Linked DNA regions of Homo sapiens: region 1 is linked to region 2. Evidence: chromatin loops called from intact Hi-C (ENCODE). Cell type or tissue: mammary epithelial cell. All regions are shown on one strand.

Region 1 (8,000 bases), 54 kb before region 2:
ATGGCGTTGCGGGGATGTTGTATCCTCCTGGCCCCTCCATCTGAGACTGTCTTTCCACGGCCTTTTCTTGTGGCCGACACCTGGGCTGGGTATGGAAATCTTGGGCACAATGTCCCTACAGAGCTTGCTGGAATGTGCTTCGTGGGCTTCTGGAGTTTTCTCTGGCATCACCTGAGGCCCATTCATCTTTCTTCCTTCTGTGCTCACCTCTGTCCCTCTCTTGCCACCCCTCCTTGTTCTCCTTTCTCAGGTCACACCTGCCTTCCTCAGTTCTTCAAGTAGTTCCTTCCTCTCCCCTCCCATATTCTCCCCTCTGCCAGGAACTGGACCTCATGCACCACCTCAATGTCAGAGCTCACCATAATCTTCAGTCAAGCTGGTCTCAAACTCCCAGCCTCAAGTGATCTGCCCACCTCAGCCTCCCAAAGTGCTGGGATTGCAGGCATAAGCCACCGCGCCCGGAAAATTCCTGCAAAAAACTTTTGATCAGGTCTTCCCTAACATGTCGTTTGCAGCAGGGCATGGGTATTGTGCTGTGTTTTATAAGAATGTAACACAATCCACGCCATAGAAATCCAGAGGCAGAGCTTTCTGGAGACCACTGGAAATATTCCCAATGTGGAAGAAGAGTGTGTAGAATTATTTCACAAAGTGGTAGTGAGAGAGAAAAAATTCATGTACCCAAGACCTTTATTGTTATTGATGTATTTCTAGGTGCTTCTTAGCTTTGTGGAACATCTGGAATAAATACTCAAAGCTCACTCATTCCTGACCCTTCCTCTTGAATGTCCTGAACGTTGGCTTCTCTACAAGTCTTCACAACTGTGTTCTTGAAATATGTTCTCAAATGTGATAGTGATTATGACTACACAATGACAGCTTGCCCAGGCAAAAGGTTAATAGGTCAGTAAAATGTTAAAGTGCTTAATTAATGCTTATAAAATTCCAAAATATGTCCACTGATGCCACAATAATTCACTCAGCGTTCTACACAAAAACATTGTCATTATTTATAACAGGGGTTGGCAAACCTGGCCAATGGCCTATTTTTGTAAATAAAGTTTTATTAGTACACAGCTATACCTACTTGTTTACCCTTTGTGGCTGCTTTCATGCCACAAGGGTGGAGTTGAGTAGTTGCAGCAGGGACCAGATGTGATGGTTGGTGTTATGCACCAACTTGATTGGGCCAGAGGTTGCCCAGATATGTGGTTAAACATTATTTCTGGTGTGTCTGCAAGTTTGTGGAAGTGCCTGGTGTTTCTGGAAGAGTTGAACATTTAAATGGTGGACTAAGTCAGATGGCCCTCCCCAGTGTGGGTGGGTGCATCCAATCCATTGAAGGCATGAATAGAATAAAATAGTGGAGGAAGGTTGACTTTGCTCTCTGCCTGATCTCTTGGGCTGGAACGTGGTTCTCCTGCCCTCACTACTCTTTGTTCTCGGGATCTTAGACCAGGACTGGAATTGACTCCATCGGTTCTCCCACACTCAGGCCCTCAAATTACATGGGCTTTCCTGGGTCTCCAGCCTGCAGGTGGCAGATCATGGGACTGCTCAGCCTTCAGCCTTCCTAACCGTGAGTCAATTCCTTAGAATATATATATGTGTGTGTGTGTGTGTGTGTGTGTGTGTGTGTGTATACGTGTGTGTGTGTGTGTGTGTGTGTGTGTATATATGTATTCAATTGGTCCTACATCTCTGGAGAACCCTGACTAATACACTGTATGACTTGCAAAGCTAGAATATTTACTATCTGGCCCTTTACAGAAGAAGTTTCCACTTCTGCTCTATGTCCAGTATAGGCAGTAGTTATCTTTAGCTCAGAGACACGCAGCTAGAGATGAAGAGTTTGAACACAGTTTATGAGGGTGGCAAGAATGAAAATCCTCTTTATATAACAAAAGAAAATGAAAACCAAAAACAAAACAAAGAACTCTGATTTGCTCCCGAGTGTCTATTCTGGTGTTTATTATTGAATGATGTTTTTCCATAAGCACATGATGATGGCTAAAAAAAAAAAAGTTTCTGAGGAGGTGATTTTCCATAAACAGAGTGCCTTCTCCAACTGGAGTCATCCTAAGCAACAGAGGACACATCAGAAATGTTACTTAACCTGTGTTTTGTGACCTAGTTTTCATGTGGATTGAAGAAAGTGTTCATGTAATCTCCGAAGACGAGACCTGGTCTTGGAGTCTGAAGACCTGGGTTTGTGGCCCAGTAACACAACCACTCCGTGACCACAGCTGAGGTGGGCGCCCCACATGGCCTTGGTTTCCACTCTGTACAATGGACCCTCTGAGAAGTAGCCTTCTGACATCCCTTCCACCTCTGAAAGCCTGACCCTATGGTTCCAATCTAATGGAAATGTCGGCCTCCTTCTGACTCTACCCCTGAGAATGTGATGGTGTGGGGTTAAAATAAGGAAGCTCTACGTGCTAAATCCCCTCGTTGTAATGTATGTTGCACATAACTTCTGAGGAAATGGTTATTCAGTTTCACCAAGTAGGTGAGGAGATGTGGCCAGCATTTGGGCGTAACAGCTAAAGCTCTTGTGGAAACAGGGGGCTCTGACCTCGGAGAGACCAACTCGAAGGTTGGCTTGGACCAGGGACACGCAGTGTGCCTGAATCTGTTTTGTATTTAGAAAAATATTTACAGTGAATCCATGATTTTATTCATAACACACTCATTGCAGATGATTTTAATTGTGTAATTTTTAAATGTCTGCAAATCCCAACACCTCTCCAGCCTCCAGCACGGTTCTGCTCCGAGTGGTGTGTCTGTTTTGGTTCCTAATTTAACAGTCCACAGGTCCTGGGTCTCTGGAATACTGGGGAGTCTGGGTGGGGGAACAGCAGCGATGAGGCATCCACACAACAGCATGATTCTATTCCTTGGAGTAAGCAGATTGCAGTTTGCGCAGCACACTGCCAGGGGCACCTCAAATTGGGGCCACGTGGCTTTGAGGTTGCATTCACCTCCTGATAGAGCGGCTGAGAGGTTAAATAAGATAAAGATTTAAAATGTTCATGCAGCCTGGCTCTCAGTGACAGCTCAGTTACGGCAGAGGGAAGGCCGTTGGAAAAGAGCGGAGAGATATCCCATTGTATCTGGGTGTGTGCATTTATTTTGATTAAGGGACTGTGGAAATCAATGTGTGGATTAGAATTCTGAGAGCCTGGGATTTCAGTGGCTCATCCAGTGGCCACATGGGTAATTAAGGGTAGAATGGTCTGTAATCTTTTCTTCCGTTTAATTGAAAATCTATTGAAAGAGCAGAGTGTCCTGATCAGTGTCCCTTAATGACACTCATGAAAAGCCTGAACTCTTTGGCATTGTAACCACAGCCTGGACTTCATGTCCACCTGGAGGCCTCGTGGCAGGTGCAGGCAGGAGGCTTAGGAGGAGAGGCAGAGCACGGGGGGCTCGCACACTCAAACCCGTAAACCTGTGGCAAAAATCATGCAGATCTTGTCCAGGTGCGGTGACTTATGCCTGTAATCCCAGCACTTTGGGAGGCTGAGGTGGGAGGATCACCTGAGGTCAGGTTTTCAAGACCAGCCTGGCCAATGTGGAGAAACCCCGTCTCAACCAAAAAAATACAAAAATCAGCTGGGTATGGCGGCAGGTGTCTGTAATCCCAGCTACTCAGGAGGCTGAGGCAGGAGAATCGCTTGAACCTGGGAGGTGGAGGTTGCAGTGAGCTGAGATGGTATCATTGCATTCCAGCCTGGTGACAAGAGGGAAACTCCGTCTCAGAAAAAAAAAAAAGAAATCATGCAGCATTTGGCAACAGGGGTGAATTTGGGAAGCCTGGGCCGTTCACTAAGGCCATGCCAATCACCTTCGTTAATTGCTGATGACAAGGTAAGGGAATTAGACTTACTAACTCTAAGTAAATGTAAGGCAGAAGCTTACGTGAGAGCAGCAGGAAGTTGGGACGTTCAAGGCTGACTGTGGCTGTTCCCTCCTGGGAAACCGCAGGTCTCGCTTCAGGCCAGGTCTTGTTCCAGGTGAGGTCTTGGCATCTTCTATCAGATCCGGGAAGAACATGCCCAGTGATTCTGAGAGACTGCATCGTCCTGTACCCTCTGGGACTGGTATTAGTCCAATGCAGAATTTCCTGAACTTGGTTCTGTTGAGCAGTCTTCTGGGACCCATCAACAGATGGCTTCCCCACTGTCACTACCACTCACACGCAAAGGATCCTTGTGGTCAAACAAGTCTGGAAATGGTATATTCCATTTACCTCCCTCAGCTTGACTGTGCTTATTAGCACACTGAAGGCTTGGAGCACTCCTGCAGCAAAGTGTTTAACTTTGGGTTACAGGAGCCTTCTCAAACTTTTTGGAGCCAATACACTGTTTCGCATAGCACCACAGTGAGCATCAACTCTTCTGCAGACTCCAGTGTGGGAAGCACTGTTGGAACAAAATCCATGTTCCACTCCCGTGTCCTAAAAATGTTGTTTCTCCCATGAAATCTAGTCTCTTTTTCTTTTTAGGGTATATTAGTTTCAACTGGGTGAAAGCCTGGAGTTACTTGGCATTTGATAACTTTTAATTTGTTCCATATTTTACTTTGAACAGCATATTACTTTTTATGCTCCTATTCACTTATGGAAAAATAAAATTGCCCTTGCTATTTCACAGGGAGCACACAGTTCATTGCTTAATGAAATAAACTCATCTTTGTTAATCTATCAGACACTACCACCCAGATGACAATAGTTTTTTGTTTTATTTTATTTATTTATTTATTTATTTTTGAGATGGAGTCTCGCTCTGTCACCCAGGCGGGAGTGCAGTGGCCTGATCTAGGCTCACTGCAACCTCCACCTCCCAGGTTCAAACAATCCTTCCGCCTCAGCCTCCCAAGTAGCAGGGACTGCAGGTGTGCACCACCGTGGTGGGCTAATTTTTTTATTTTTAGTAGAGATGGTGTTTTGCTATGTCGACAAGGTTAGTCTTGAACTCCTGGCCTCAAGCGATACATCCACCCCCTTCAGCCTCCCAAAGTGTGGGGATTACAGGTGTGAGCCACTGCACTGGGCCCGATAATAGTTCTCAGTCGGCTGGAAATCTGTGTTTAGGGGCATGCTTGCAAGGGGGCTTGCACCATTGCAGGCACAGGGAGGGAGGGCTGGCTGGGCAGGCACTTGGAGCCCCCTGAGAGTGAACAGCACACACCTGACGTGGAGCTGATTCCGGCCTGGCCTTCCCTGTTGAGCTCCGAGGCGTCTATCCATGGTGAAGTCTAAGAATGCCTAATAGTGGCGGAAGGGGCGGCTGAGGGTTAGTAAAAGAGGCCCAGGAATACACGGTGCAGAGGAAGATGGCAATCTGGGACAGGAGGAGGAGTGCTTGGTCACTGCTTCCTCCCACCAGGTGCCCACTGCCATCTCTGCCTCCCCAGGCTCTGTGTGGAGCCGGGCATACAATTGATTAAACTAATGTGCAGATCATCAGTGCAGTGCCGTGGGTAGAAATATAACTTTTTAAGCCAGAGAGACGTGGGTTTGAACAGACAGTTCCCCACAGTGAGACCCTGGGTGAGGTCACGGGACCATTTATAGCTCTGTTTCTGCGTTTGCAGCAAGTGATAACTTCTGCCTTGCAGGTTACTGTGAGGAGGAAATGGCATGTTACAAGCCTGGGCATTGTGATGACGGGGCACGTGGCAAGACTATGTGGCATCTATTCAGGCTGGGGCCTTGGGGACATCCTTGCCTCCTGCCAGGCCTTCTCCTGGGCAGGAACAACCCCCAGGCTTTGAAATTCCTACCCTTGGTCAGTGCCTCTGGCTGCTCAGTTTATTGATCAAACATGGGATTGTTGGGCCCAGAGGAGACAGTTGTTCAGCCCAGCACGGGCCAATACCTCTTCTTTTAGTTATAAAAGTGCTCCTGGGTTTAATTAGGGCTGACACTGAATATTACTCAGAGACAGGCGTGAGGGAGGTTAAGCAGAACTGATGGCACATCAACTACTTAACCAAAGGCAGAAAGGCCTTGGAATCCAGGGACTGGCGCCCCTCGCCAGCTCCACTGCTGATGGGCAGGAGACCAGGCTGAGGCCGCCTATCTCATTAGGACCATCCAGGACCTGAGCATGTGTCACCAACCTTTTGATTTTATTTTTAGCTGATTTCTAATTGTTTTTACGTCGCCCCAGTTCTGTGTGTATTTAGAAGTGTCTGTAGGAATGACATGGCTGCTATTTTTGGAGGGCTGGTTTGGCTTTGGGTGTGACGTCCTTCACCAACACGGTGGAGAGGCACAGTAGTGGCTCCCCCATTTGACAGAGGAGACTGTGGCTCAGGTACACGTGCCAGCAAGTGGCAGAGCCAGGGCTCGACCCAACTTGGAGATCATTCAATGCCTGGAATATTGACCACTGCCTGCAGCAGGGATTCTCAGCCTGCACCGCCCAGGAGAGCGGCCTTTCTGGACGCTGCCCATACGGGGAGCTCCACGCTCTTCCGGTGAACAGCGGTGGTGCTGGCCGTGCCGAGGGTGAGGGGGTACTGAGGGGCCAGGGCCATGAGCTGTCCACCCAGACGCCGGGGAGGAGGCAATGAGGCTGAGCTGGCTCTCAAGGGCACTGGCCCTGGGGAGGGGAAAGCCATGCCAGCCTCGGGGATGGCGAGTACCGTCAAAATGCCCCACGCACCTGGAGAGCATGTGCAGGGACCTGGTCATGCCCAAAGGAGGTCCCTCTCCGGGACCACTTCATGTGGCCACAGGACACCTTCTTCAGGTGGGATCTCAGGTAGACATCTGTCCTTTCCCACTTGAAGTACAGAGTGAGGGGCTGGAGCCCCATCCATCGGCTTAGCCAGATCCCGACACTCTCCTGACCAGGGATGCGTGTGCGGTGTGTTTATGATGTTTGTGAATGTGATGTGTGTGGTGTATGTAGTATGTGTGCTATGGATGTGTGTGTGATGTGTGTGTAGTGTGTGATGTGTGTGGTATATGCAGTGTGTATGGGATATGTGTTATGTGTGTGTTGTGTGTTGTGGGTGTGCATGCATGAAGGGGGTGTGTGTGGGGGAGTCCTCCAGATACTACACAGAAGCCCTCAGGCCCCAACAAGCAGCCGTATTTGCTGTGCTGAGAGGCCATGGAAGCTTCGGGATCCAAGGCTGTGAACGATTATTCTATTCAATATTAACTTTTTTTCTAGAGTTTTCCAAAGTAAAATCTTACTCTTTTATAAAAGAAAAGGCCCCTCTGTTACTCATATTCTTTTGTGTTCTTCCCCTCATCTCACTAGATGAAGCTCAGAGAGTGCTTGCCGGGTCAGCGGCCGGATGCCCAGTGCGTTGTCTACGTTGTCAGTCAGTTCAGCAGTCGCCTTCCTTGTCAGTCAGTTCAGCGCGTCGCCTTCCTTGTCAGTCGGTTCAGCGCGTCGCCTTCCTTGTCAGTCGGTTCAGCGCGTCGCCTTCCTTGTCAGTCGGTTCAGCGCGTCGCCTTCCTTGTCAGTCGGTTCAGCGTGTCACCTTGTCAGTCGGTTCAGCGCGTCGCCTTCCTTGTCAGTCAGTTCAGCATGTCGCCTTCCTTGTCAGTCAGTTCAGCGCGTCGCCTTCCTTGTCAGTCAGTTCAGTGCGTCGCCTTCCTTGTCAGTCAGTTTGCCCTTCCTAGATGTTGGTCATGGCGGATCCTTACCAGTACGTGTTCCATTCATTTTTATATACATTTTACACGTACATCACTCAATGTATACTTTAGATATTGGTAAAGCTTAATTTCTTGTTTGTAAAAACCTAATATTTTCCCTGTACCCTGGAGAGTTACCTTGTGCCTGCAGGGTGTCGCTTCTTATCTGGGGGCCACTGGCCCAGGAACTCAACTGGTCCCATGTTGTTGCTTCTAATTACATCACCTCAGATTCATGTGCATTGAATTTTCACCTCCCAGCCAGCAGTAAATATAGTTAAGTAAAATGCAAATAACATATCTCAGTCCAGACTACTCACGAGAAAAACCTACAGTA
Region 2 (8,000 bases):
TAGAAGTGGAATTGCTGGGTCAAGGGTTAAATGAATTTGAAGTTTTGCTAGGTATTTTGAAATTCCTCTCCATAGGGGAATTTGCATTTTGCATTCTCATCTACAATGTATGAGAGTGACCATTTTTCCAGCCTTGCCAAAATATTTTGTCCAACATTGTAAAACCCAACACAGTTTCAAATCCAACAGTTTGATCACTGTGCTTTGAAAAACCCTGGAATGTTTGATTTAACATACCTATAACCTTTTAATATACAAATAACTAAATAACTTGCAACTTGAACGAACACTTAATTATAGAAATTAACAAGTTAATGAAAAGGACAGGAACTTTAAACACATACATTTATAAAAAACAACTTGAAGAGCGAAGTGCACTTTCTACCTCCATTGAGGGCATCATCATTTCTTATAGCATGCTGCCCATCTTGCAACTGTCCTTGTTGTTGGGTCCAGTCGATGCTCTTGCCTTACTTCTGACTCTTTACAGCTTCCCCTTGCAGCTGCTTACGATTATCACCTGGGAGCCTAATCCTTTCCTTAGCAGGGCCCATAATCACTCCTTTATTTGGGAATCTGGACTTGTACCTTCTGATCTTTCCACTTGTCCAGATTTCCTTTTGTCCTGCTGTGCACAGCCCCATGCTTTCTGCTCTACCTTCTCCCTTCTGCCATCCCTTGCTTCATGTGCCATTCTGCCTTGAACCATATGGGGGGCACTGGAGACACCTAGATCCTGGGGACTCCAAGTCAAGGGCATAGGTCAGAGTAGGAATATGCCTTACCTACGTCTGTGGTTCTGCCAGTGCTGATGTTAAGTTTTACCTTAGCCTATGTTAGCCATCTATCATTTCCACCGTCAGTGTTTTCACTTAAAACTCCATGTTTTTCCTTCATGCTTATTTCCAGTATCAATTTAAGATTACAAAATGAATTCATGGTCATTGTAGAATATTTGGAAAATAAAATATAAAATTACAGAAAAAATATATGAGTGCAATGACCAGATGTGGCATTTAATATCTTGCATGTTTTCTTCTGAGTATTTTCTATGCTTTTAAACATAATTGAGATAATAGTGCACATGCATATTTTTATTCTTCTTTTTTGTCTATTTATTGCTGTTTCAGAGAGCACATGGTTTTATTTATTAATGGCACTGTTCTTTTTCATAATTTCTTGATTTATTTTTTATTCTGTATTATTTCCTTCCTTTTGTATTTTCAAATTAGAAATATTTGTCCCCTTTTTTTACTGTCTTAGTTGAATGTATAGATGATTTATTGTTATTATTTTTATTCAAAATGAAATTTCAGAACTTATTTTTCTTACCCCCAAAGTAATAGATTTTTACCGAAGTCAGAAAATATAGTAGCCAAACCAATGATAATCCCACTCACTGAGAAGCAACTGCTGGTAGCTTTCAGAGTCTATTTATGTTTAAGTATGCTTTCCCACTAAAAGTTTCACTTATGATTTCACCTAACTACATTTTATGAACATTTTCAATACCAATATATGCATTGCTTCAACATTGTTTTAATGGCTACATACTATCTTATTGTGTAAAATTTTTATTTAATTGAATTCATGTTTCTAGATGGTTGTTTCTATTCTCATACTTCCTCCTTAGAAACAGTTTTGTTATTAACATCTTTTGTGATATATTTTTTGGACATGGCTTACATTTGGAGAAAAAGAGTATTGAATTTCTAGAAGTAGAATGGGCCACTTCATGGGCTAAAGCAGCAGTCCCCAACCTTTTTGGGACCAGGGACCGGTTTTGTGGAAGACAATTTTTCCACAGATGGGGCTGGGGGATGGTTTTGGGATGATTCAAGTGCATTACATTTATTATTAGATTCTCATAAGGAGCTTGCAACCTAGATCCCTCACATGTGTAGTTCACAATAGGGTTTGCACTCCTATGAGAATTGAATGCCACTGCTGATCTGACAGTAGGCGGAGCGCCGCTAGCCCACCACTCACCTCCTGCTGTGCAGCCAGGTTCCTAACAGGCTGTGGACCAGTACTGCTCCATGGCCCAGGGACTGCGGACCCTTGGGCTAAAGGGCCTATTTTTGGAGCTTCTACTGCATGTGTGTATTGCCAGTCTTCAGTTCAGAATAATTTTCATGTCTACCTAGTCTTCAGGATAGTATTGATTTGCCTTCTCACGTTTTTCACCAATCTGGGACACTACATTTCATAGACCTTTCCTTTATCGTAGGAAAACATGTCATTTAAAAAAATTATTAATGAGATTAAACTTTCCCCTACTTTATATAGTATGCATATTCGTGTGCTTAGCACACCTTATTCCATAGCTTATTGAATTTTAAATGCAATCTCTATATGAAGACCATTAACAATTTGTATTTATATTGTTTCCATTTCATCATTTCCCTTTTTATTTCATCGTTGACATAAAGAAGTCTTACATGTTTAGGTTGACTTATCTATCAGTTTTTCTCTTACAGTTTTTGCCTTGGGGTCACCTTGAAATTCTCCATCCCATCTATGGTCATATAAATATTCGATTATCATCTATTTTAAGAGTTTTATAATCTTTTCTTTAATATTTAATATGTTAATCACAATTGAAATGATTTTAGTTTAAGACACAGATTAATTATAAATGTTAGTACCTAAACTCCACTTAGTAACTAACTCATGCTTTCCCCATTGATTTGCAATGCCACCATTACTGTGCATTCACTGTCTTTACATAGATATAGCATAGGAAGCCCTTGGAAATTAAAGAACAAACTTGAGTCAGAGGTGTAAGAAGTAGCTGTGAAGTTTCACCTGCAATCATCTCTGGGATTCAGGATGTATTTCCTCTGGGAAATGCAGGGCTACTCTCTGAGTGTCCGTCATACCTGGGGCACGTCTTCCTGGTCCTCAGTTCTTCCTGGTCCTCAGGGCATGGTCAGTGGTTGCTCAGTTGATCCTGACTCCAGCCTCTTCATCTTCAAACCAGTATCAATTGTCTTTCTTTTTCTTCTTCCTAGGTTTAGATTTCAAGGTTCCAGAGGGTGAGATTCATTTTTTTTCCTCCCACAACCTAACCACCCAATGCACAAACCCCCTTTCTTAGGATGGGCTCCCCCAGTAGCAGCCCCTGAGACAAGGATTTGAGCACAAGTAATTATTTTGAGGGTGATTCCAGGAAGCACTGTTGGGTGAATGCAGAATGAAAGATCGGAAAAATGCAAGAAGGAGCATCATTGACTGCTGTGGGGGCTGGGCCCAATCCCACGGGGGACCTCCGGCCAATTATAGAATGTGCATCAGTGTTGGCCAACCTGAGGAGTAAGAAAGTTGGGGTCTTTACCCACCAACTCTTGTCAGTCACTGGGTGAGGGTTGTTCCCAGGGGTGCCTTTAACTCCCTGGTATTTCTGGCTTGATCCTCCTTGCAGAGAAAGCCTTAAGACAGAGCTGCAAGCACCTCCAGTTGGAGGCCGCGGGGGCCTATGGGCAGGTCACCAACTGTGACTGCTGAAGTCCACCCCTTGAAAGCATCCCTGACTGATTGTTGTTCAGCTCCCACTGAAAATGCTTTCAAGTTGGGATAATTCGAGATGGACTTTGGCATGGGTGGGCAACTCTCTTTAGAAAGTCTTTCCCTATACTGAGCCCAAAATGTTGTTCATAAATCTTCCACATGTTGTTCGAATTCTGCCATCTGGGGGAAAAAAGTGTAAAAAATATTTTCCAGACATATTTGAGAAATTACCCAGAAACACCAGACTTGACCCTCTTGCACAAACTAGGGCATAATACTAAGTTGCACAACTCTGAATGTCTGCCTCATCCTCTATGTTTGTCCATTGTTGTCATTGCTTAGAACAGCCAGGATGACGCTTGTGCGGGTGGAGGCTAAGGAAAGGCAACTAGATTCTACTTCAGTAGTGTGGGTGAGGAGAAGGTCAACTTAGCCAATGAGCACCTTGATTATGTCAGTTGCTCCAGGGAGTTGGGGAAAAACATACACGGTCTGACTAATCCATGAGTCATATGAATGTTTATTCTCATTTTCAGATTTTTAAAAACTCACAAATGCTTCCCTCCCACAAGCAAACAGTTGCCGTTTTTTGTTCTAGAAGACTGTAGACCAGCCAATTCTATCATAATTTTAATCTCTTACCACATACTAATGGAATACATGCATTTAATTTGGCCTAGAGCAAGATGGGCTCCCAAGGCAAAATCTGACTTGAATCTGTTCCCTTCCTTTCTTCACAAGCAAATCCCAGGAGGCAGTTGCAAGGAGCTCAGCACTCAGAGCCACCCCTTGACAAGTTCACAAGCCAATGATGCTGGGAAGGAATTTACACTTTGCATTCGCTGGCTTTTCTTCAAATATTTGGGTGGAGCACTTGCATCTCGTATTTTAGTGACAAGGAGGGTGATAAATGAGATCATAAACTAAGTTCTGTTGTCATCACTTTACCAAAGTTGAGTAGGATTAATTACAAAGAATCTGAGCTGAGAGTACCCCTCAAGGTCAGAAGTTGACTGCAGTGGCCTTCAGTCTTGCAAGACGTTCCATGAAACCAGAAGAATCTTATTTCTACCATTTTAGTTGACTCACATTCACAGGTCAGCAGGGAGACCTGAGTCTGGAATTTGGAGTTAATTTCTGGCCTAGGAATTAGAGGCCAGGCTGCACAAACCTGCAATAGGAAGATCTAATTTACAAAGGCAATCCCATCCTCCCTGGTAGTGTGCACCTGCATCCTCGGCCCCTAACACATGTGTTCCCAAGGCCACCTTCTCCATGAGCCCCGGACTCTCCATCACCCCACAGCTGGGCACTGCTGCTGGCTAGATCTCCAAGCTCACTGGACTGAGCAGGGCTGGGTTCGCAGTGTGGGCCTTGCTCAGAGGAATTGCAGAGGTGTCCTGAACACTCTTGAGTTCTGTTGGTGATGAGATTGGCTGCTTGTTTTCGAGAACTGAGAGTTTTCATTCATGTTGTCAGTCTCATTCATTATCTATTTTTTTATTAAAAAATGGAAATTTCATTAACTCAAAATGAAAATGTCCATTGCCATACATTATTGGGGACAGATGTTCAATTTCAAAGCATGCATAAGTGTACTGTATTTTCCAACAGGGGGTAGGAGCCAGACACTCCTAAGAGCCCTTGCCAATCAGCAGCGCCCCCTGCCCCACACCCACTGCCAACACACACACTGTGGCCAGATTTGCTGTCATGGAGCCCAGAGTCCTGGGATCTAAAGGGGGTCATCTGCCTGGCCTGACCTCAAATCCTACCCTGATGCTGTCCTCAAGAATGGGTGTTTTCTGAGGTTCGGTGTCTGTCTGTCTCTGCCCTGGCTGCCCTTTCTCCCTCCACAGCCCCATCTATCTCCTGATGAACACTTTCTGTTACACTCGGCCACCCTCCTCAGCCTCAGCCGAGAGGATGGGGTGAGAGGAGAGGACACAGATAATATATACAGTCTATTATATCTCAGCTATAATAGATAAAATTTTCACAATAATGACCCCCTAACTTGTGTGACCAGCCCCCAGGCTAAAGTGATCTTGGGCCAATGGCACTAATAGCTGTCAGGCAGTGGGATGGGCTACTTCTTGAGCTGGAAATGGTGCCACTGCACGGATCTGTGGTGCCTTCATGGCAGGCACATGACACCTATGCAGCCCTGGCAAACAGCAGTGTCCTCAAGGGAACTGTCTCTCTCTGCGACGTCTGGGTAGGGGCACCGTGACATGCCACAGGGAGCGGTACTCCATGAGAGCAAAGGACACATGTAGGCTTAGCAAGGAAACTCACCAGTGTGACCTCAGTGTTCAGAGAGCAGGTGCGAAATCGGCTTCATGAGCTGCCTGAGTCAAGAGTAGCTCAGGGCTGATGGATGCCCATGCACCATGATGAGGTTATCTAGAACAGAAAATACAAGCATAGCTAGAGATGAAAGAAGGAATAAGAAAACACATACGGGAAGGACTGCTAAGAGGCAGGAAGAGACACAAAGGGGGCCTGGTGTGAGGAGGAAATGTGGTTTTGAAGTCAAAGACAGTCACTCCAGAATTTAAAGTCCTGTCAAAGGCAAAACAGGTCCTTCGGGAAGCTCCCTCGTGATGTGGAGTGGGAGCCCGGAGGCCTCCAGAATGCATAGGGACGAGGCAAAAGGGTGGATGGGATTTTAAACAAGAGGAGAATAAAAGGATACTGCATATGGGGGAACGTCTGAACTATGGGTGTCCTCAAGGCAGAGCCAGACTCCACGGGATGAAAACCATATTCAGAGACACAGCAGGGCAGCAAGATGGGTCTGCAGAAGCTCCCCCAGCACCTGCTAAATCAACAGAAATAGAATACAGAAAGAAACACATCCCTCGACATACACCAATAAAACACTTAAGCTGCAAGGAAGAAGGGATCTTTCAAACACTTAGGTCAAAAAACAACAGCACCACAAGGAAAAAGCTCTGAAGGCCTGAGGCTTCCCCTTGGCTGCACACAGATGCATAAACTGCTTATCACATGAAGCAACAGGAAGACCACCTTTGGTGTACAGGCATTAAGAAGACTGGTGGCTGCCGCTCTTCCTCGTGTCTGCTGATGAAAAGGCATAGCAGAGAAGAGATCGACCCAAGTGGCCCAGAATGAGGCTCACAACAAAATCCCCGTTGATAAGACAAGAAAAAAACCAAGCTATGACACAGAGGAGACATTATTTTCATTATTTGAGGATGATCTGAGTTATTGTCTTTCCAGGGACAACTTAAAAATGACTAGAACGGATATGAGTTCAGGAGGTGGCTGGTAACAAAACATCCATGTCTAAGCATCTGTGATTTTTCTAGATGCTCCATGTATCGGCAAAACCAAGTTTAGATCCTCAGAGTGAAGGATCAACTCTGCTGTCTGTATGTATGCATGTATGTGTATACTTATTTTGAATACATATATACCTGTTCACTTATTATTTTTTTCTGAAATTGGGATGTTTTCATGACCATTACATATATTAAATATAATAGCCTTTTTTTTCCTGGAAAGGTGACATCAAGTTAATGGTGCATTTTCTAATCAACATTGTTTTTGAATGAAGGAAATGTGACTCAGTTGAGAAAATGCATTTGGCCAGGCACGGTGGCTCATGCCTGTGATCCCAGCACTTTGGGAGGCCCTAAGGTGGGCAGGTCTCTTGAGTCCAAGAGTTTGAGGCCACCCTAGGCAAAATGGTGAAACACCATGTCTGCAAAAATTACAAAAAATTAGCTTGACATGGTGGTGGGCGCCTGTAGTCTCAGCTACTCAGGAGGCTGAGGTGGTAGGATCGCTTGAGGCCAGTAGTTTGAGTCTGCAGTGAGCTGAGACTGTGTGATTGCAACACTGCACCCCAGCCTGGGCAACAGAGCAAGACCCTGTCTCAAAAAAAAAAAAAAAAAAGAAGAAGAAAGAAAAATGCATTTTATTTGCAAGAGTTACAGAATGATGAAGTGCAGAGTGTCATAAATCAGGAGGTGCGTGAGAGCAGTGGCAGAGCCCTCTTCAGCATGAGACCTGGAAGGGACGAGGCAGCCCCTGCTCTGGGCAAGGACTTCATGTTTAACATGCCAGGTCTCTGGGGAGGGCACTCTGATGTGTTGTGGATAGAATTCCAATTAAAATGCCAAAAGTCTACTTGGGGGGAACAAAATGATATTGAGTTCACTTGGTAGAATGACTGTGCAAGAACAGTCGGGAGCCTGGAAAATAACAACGTGAAGTGGCCCCGGGTCCAAAATATCAACACGCCTTAGAACCAGAGTAATGAGAGGAGCACGGCACTGGTGCTGACAGAAAATAGAATCAGAGCGAAGCATTGATGGTTCAGAAATGACTCAAGATATGTAAGTATTTATCACATGAAAAGGGAGAATGAAATCCGTGCGGAAAAGAGCGGATTGTGCAATAAATGTTACTGGCATAGGTGGTTACAGTTTTGGGGGAAAAAAATTAAAGTTGGATTCTTA

Evidence for each region. Peaks named below come from ENCODE experiments on the same cell type or tissue, not always from the same donor. Only the 100,000 strongest peaks of a DNase experiment are listed, where the experiment ranks them.
Region 1: it touches region 2 in a loop (2.1-fold over the local background); 3 of 110 quality-filtered maps call a loop at or near these places.

What each region holds. Positions count from the first base shown.
Region 1 is chr2:238,626,296-238,634,295 of GRCh38, forward strand. No RefSeq gene overlaps it. Among named protein-coding and RNA genes, the nearest start is that of LINC01107, 75 kb to the left of the region's middle. RefSeq lists a silencer at 7,459-7,659. In mammary epithelial cell, no CTCF peak of the experiment used is centred here; a DNase peak (open chromatin) is centred at 3,916; H3K27ac peaks cover 1,812 bases.
Region 2 is chr2:238,680,730-238,688,729 of GRCh38, forward strand. No RefSeq gene overlaps it. Among named protein-coding and RNA genes, the nearest start is that of LINC01937, 35 kb to the right of the region's middle. RefSeq lists an enhancer at 3,093-4,292. In mammary epithelial cell, no CTCF peak of the experiment used is centred here; a DNase peak (open chromatin) is centred at 3,892; H3K27ac peaks cover 1,660 bases.